Regions from separate parts of the Homo sapiens genome. Here region 1 is linked to region 2. A link is a loop called in an ENCODE intact Hi-C map of the cell type or tissue named here. Cell type or tissue: endothelial cell of umbilical vein. All regions are shown on one strand. Region 1 overlaps SH3PXD2A (SH3 and PX domains 2A). Region 2 overlaps SH3PXD2A (SH3 and PX domains 2A).

What was found. A loop is a pair of places that touch in the nucleus more often than their neighbours do. Peaks named below come from ENCODE experiments on the same cell type or tissue, not always from the same donor. Only the 100,000 strongest peaks of a DNase experiment are listed, where the experiment ranks them.
Region 1: it touches region 2 in a loop (3-fold over the local background); 3 of 110 quality-filtered maps call a loop at or near these places.

What each region holds. Positions count from the first base shown.
Region 1 is chr10:103,756,481-103,758,980 of GRCh38, reverse strand. The region is part of intron 3 of SH3PXD2A (SH3 and PX domains 2A); the gene reads left to right. Among named protein-coding and RNA genes, the nearest start is that of SH3PXD2A-AS1, 11 kb to the right of the region's middle. RefSeq lists enhancers at 1,741-2,396, 2,397-2,500. In endothelial cell of umbilical vein, no CTCF peak of the experiment used is centred here; DNase peaks (open chromatin) are centred at 540 and 1,080; H3K27ac peaks cover 1,050 bases.
Region 2 is chr10:103,811,730-103,814,229 of GRCh38, reverse strand. All of the region lies in intron 1 of SH3PXD2A (SH3 and PX domains 2A), which reads left to right. Among named protein-coding and RNA genes, the nearest start is that of SH3PXD2A, 43 kb to the left of the region's middle. In endothelial cell of umbilical vein, no CTCF peak of the experiment used is centred here; a DNase peak (open chromatin) is centred at 1,539; H3K27ac peaks cover 924 bases.

The DNA of each region.
Region 1 (2,500 bases), 55 kb after region 2:
TATGAGGGAGGTTGTGGCTCAGAGATTTCACCAGACTGCAACCCCCAAGGAAGAGAGGTTGAGAAGTTTCTGGGTCCCACAGGTGACCTGGGATGTCAGGAAAAGCCAAACTATGTGATGGAGAAGGAAAAATAGGGTCTGTTGGTAATTCTGGGGTTTAAAAAGGTCAACAAGATTATAGGCCTGAGAGGCACCGTGTGCCATCTTAAACACAGCTTTCCTCCAACCTCCACTGGAGGTATTTTGTCTTCTCTTGATGTAATTACTGCTTCCCATCCCCAAAAATCAGTCTCCTACTCTGTAATCTGGACGGGCAGTTTTCAGGGCCTGCTGTCAGCAGCTGACTCTGAACACAGCGTGGAATAGCTACATTCATTCCTTTCTATCACAGATATTTATTGAACACATACTGTGTGCCAGCTGTGGTCACTGGTGATATGACTGAGAACAAAGTAGGCCTGGTTGTGGTTCTCAGGAAGTTTACCTTCCAGTGTGGGAGTCAGAAGACAAATAGATGAGCAATTTCCAAGAGTGATGAGTGCCAGAAGGAAAAATAACCAGGTCATGTGGCAGGTGCTACAGCTCAAGGCATCTGAAATTAGATGGTCACAAAGGGCTTCTTTGCAGAGGTGACATCTCCACTGAGTAGGTTTGGATCATCAGGGCCCAGGGGTGCCAGGCTTGGGGGGACAGCAAGAACAGTAACCTTAGTCGGACCACCGGTATATGTTTGAAGAACAGTAAGAAGTGTGTGGAACAGTGAGGAGTGCTGAGTCACCCAGAGACAGCTGGGCAGACAGGACTTGTGGAGCCAAGACACTCCAGAGCGGCTCCACCTGTGTGTTTGTGAGCTGTGCCATCTGGCCCAGTCACACGGACTCCAGGCTCTGTAGCATCATCTGTCAAATGGGTTGATCATGGTTTGGTGACATCGCAAGCAGTTAATGCATGGAAAGCGCTGTGTGGCGTGCAACGGGAGAGGACTGGTGCCGCAAGCCTGTCTGTGCTCGTGGTGGCTTTGCCGCAGGACACAGATGTGGGATTTCCTTTGCCCTCCCCACTCTGTGCTGAGTCAGCTCTTCCCACTGCAGCCCAGGCCGCAGCCCAGGCACAGCCTCACTTCCTGCAGTTCTTTCCCGGCCTGTGGTAACTTGCAAAGCAGCAAGGAGCTTGTTTCTAAAGAGCAGATGACCCAGATGGCTGATCTGGGATGAAAGGTGGGGATCCGGCCTCTGATCACATGGCAGTGTCACTGTCACTACCTTCCAGACTCCGAGCTGCAGACCCTCCAGGTCTTGCAGGGAGTAACAAGCTTTGCAGGGGTCAGCCACGCAAGGGGCTTTTTTACTTTTGAAATGTAGATCAGTCTCCCAAGCCCTTCCCCCGCGACATCCCCACATTCCAAGACCAGGAAAAGAGCCAGGCCACCTTGTTACAACTTGGTATGTGCCTTCCCAATCATTCTAGAAGGGAATCAGCTCCTGAACACCTACCCCCAACCCTCCGTCCTGGATGGATTGTATCCTAGGTATCTTCCCCAGGAACTTTCTGATCTGGGCCGAAAAGCCTGTCTCTTCTCATGGTCTCAGTCAGTCTGTGTCATCTAAGACGCAGAAAATGCACCCGGGCCTGGGTCTCCAGAGTCCTGGATTCTAGTGCACCCCATGCTAATCACCATGGCACAAAATTGAAGAAGTTAAGTTTGAGCAATCAGGGATCACCTTGCTTGTTGGCAAAGTCACCAGAAAGTGACAGGCATGATTTCAGGGCTCGGTGACACTCCTGTCCTTTACCCTCCACTCCCTCCCCCTGGAAATACATCCTTTCCTTACCTGATGCCTAAATGTCCTTTTACAAGGTTGGATCCTTTCCCTCCATGCTGAGAGAGTACAGTTATACCCTGGTGTCCCCAGGGTTGGTGCTTCCAGCCAACTCATACTCCAGCGTAGATGGCAGACTGGATGGTTACTGAGACCAGGGTTGATAGAGGTGAGAGGGCAAGTGGGCAGCTGAGGCTAGAGACAGAAGAAGGTGCTAGGCCTCAAAGGCCTGTGTGGAGTCTGGAGAAGGGGCTGGCGGGAGCTTGCACGGAGCAGAGGAGACCAGCTGGGGTCCTGGAGAGGCAGGTGAGAGGGCAAAGGTGACTTGGCCTAGGCTGGGCCCTGGGTGGAGGGAAGTAGACTGAGGTCTGTCTTAGAAGGACAGCCAAGAGGCCATGCTGATGGATTGGAGGTGGTGGGGTGGGGTCGAGGATGACTGCCCATAGCTCTGTCTGGGCAGCCCTGGCCAAGATGGCAGAAGGAGTGTTTCACCTCACCACCACTCCCCACTCCTGCCTGTGGGCTGCATCCGTGGGGGTGAAGGGAAAGGACTTCCTCCCTCCTCCCTGAGGTGGCCGAAGCCTTTGGAGCATATGAAAGGTGCTTTGTGGTGGGCAGCCTCCCTCCCCAGGAGCCTCTGGGCACTGGGCACTCTGGTTTCTGGGTCCAGGTTTCACTGA
Region 2 (2,500 bases):
CACAGCCACAGCTCAGAACGAAGGAACTCGAGTCTCCTTGTTTGCTTTCCCCACTTTGAGCTGATGAATTCCAAAACTGGAAGCAGAACTTTGAGAAAAAGCACCCAGTACAAACTCCCTAACTAGATATCTTAAAGGCAGAGCTGACTCTTAGTAGTACAAATTACTCTGTAATATTGCTTTCTATTAAAAGGGTGTGGTTTTTTTTTTGTTGTTTTTTTTTTTTTTTTAGCTAGTCCAGTGGTCTTTTTGATGTTGGTTCAGCTTAGTGGTTCTCAACCCTGGAACAACCCGTAGACCCACCTGGGGAGCTCTTAAAATTATCAGTGCCTACCCCACCTTCCAAGATTCTGATTTAAATCCTGTAGTGTTTTTAAGGCACCCCAGGTGATTGTAATGTACAGCCAGGGTTGTAGACCTTGGCTTCAAGAGCTCAGCATTGAACCTGAAATTCCCTACAGCCCCACAAGAATGAGCAAATGCTGGATGTCAGCACAACATCCAGGAGCTGGCATGAGCCAGAGGACTGGCTAAGAGGACTCAATTATTTTCTAAGATGGAGATTATGAAAGCTATACATGTTCAAAAGAAATGAAATAATATAGAAATGTTGGCCAGGCACGGTGGCCCACACCTGTAATCCCAGTACTTTGGGAGGCTGAGGCAGGAGGATTGCTTGAGGCCTAGAGTTTGAGACCAGCCTGGGCAACATAGCAAGACCCCATCTCTACAAAAAAATTAAAAAATTATCCAAGCATGGTGGCACATGCCGATAGTCCCAGCTACTGGGGAGGCTGAGCGGGGAGGACTTCTTGAGCCCAGGAGGTCAGGGCTGCATTGAGCTATGATTGTGCCACTGCACTCCAGCCTGGGCAAGAGAGCGAGACTCTGTCTCTAAAAAGAAAAAGAAAAAAAGAAATCTATAAAGTAGAAAGCAAAACTGTTCCCATTTCTCCTCTCTCTCATTCCATGCAAATAACCATGATTATCAATTTGTTGTATTTTTTTCTTTTTAATGTGCATAGACACACACATATGCAAACTTCCCCCCATACAATCCATCCCCCAGATAGATTTAATCATATGGTATACATAGCATTATAATCTTTTTTTTCTTTTCTCAAGATACTATAAACCTTTTCCCATAATGATATAGAAAAGTCCACCTTATCTTTAGTAGGTATATGAACCATAATTTATTTGACCTTTTTTTATCAATAGACATTCAATATTCCTTATCTTTATATACATACACACACACATATATACACACACATACATGCATACACACAATTGTGTGGATAAATTCTTAGCGGTCAAATTGCTGAGTCAAAGGGAATGCAAGTTTGGCGACAGAAATTGCCGAAAAGCTCTCCAAAATGATTGTTCTTGTCTCTCTCAAGCAACGAAATTTCTAATGACAGCTATTTGCCTTGTGTCAAAAGTTGAGCTTTGCTGAGCACAGCAGAGAGGAAGGTGTGAGTGTGTCAGATGGTGGGGAGGAAGCCCAGGGGTCATTTCCCCTGCAGGCTGTGTGTGGAGGCGGCTGCTGGCCTCTGACTGCTGTGTTTCCCAGGAAAAGGAAACCAAGCTGTGTGTGTTAACCTTTGCCATTCTCTCCAGGGTGTGACGATGGAGTGGGGCACATTTTCAGGATGTGTGTGTCGGGGTCAGTAGGCCTGGGTCAGTCATTGATTTGGGAGTGTGTGGAATGAGAATCCCATTTTCTGACCCTTTCCTAGACCCACTGGGTTGTTTCCAAGCCCCTTGGAAGCCCAGGAGTGTAATTTTTTTGATGGCTCAGGAGAGGATATATTTGTTTAATTTCTAGGACTCTGGCTCCTGAATGTCTGGGAGCATTGAGCTTTTCCCCCTGATTTCCATTGCAAGGTTAGCCTTATCACCTCAGCCTAGGCACACCATCGCCCTCTCTGGGCTCCTGGGCATTACCCAAGATGTCCACTGCCCACTGCTGGGCCTCTCCATTGGAGTGCCTGCTGGCTCGAGGTGATCAGACTTGTTTGCTCTGCCAAGCTGACTTGGGACCAGAGGGTGGTGGCAGGATTGGAAGGAGGAAGGTACAAAGGTCCAACCGCATGCTCTCAGGTACTCTGGAGAATGTCCCAGTGGTGACATGCCCAGAACTCTGTGATTGCAAAGTGGGCTCTTGCCAGGCCCAGCACTTATTGGTGCCCCAGAATCTTCTAGGGGAAGAGACTAAAATTCATAAGTGCAAAAGACTGTGCTAGGCACTTTGCAGGGGAAGGGAAGTCACATTTATTAAGCGCCTACAGTGTCCAAGGCACTGTGGTTGTTCTTGCGTTCTCATTAATCTTCACTGTGAGGCAGGTATTCTTAACACTATTTTATGTGTTTATTTTATGGGGTATGGAGGCTCAGAGAGAATAATAACTTTTCATGAAATTGATCCGATTGATTTTAAACTATGCAAAATAGAGTGCTGATCCCCGCAAGGATCCCTAGCCACCTGCCTCATGGG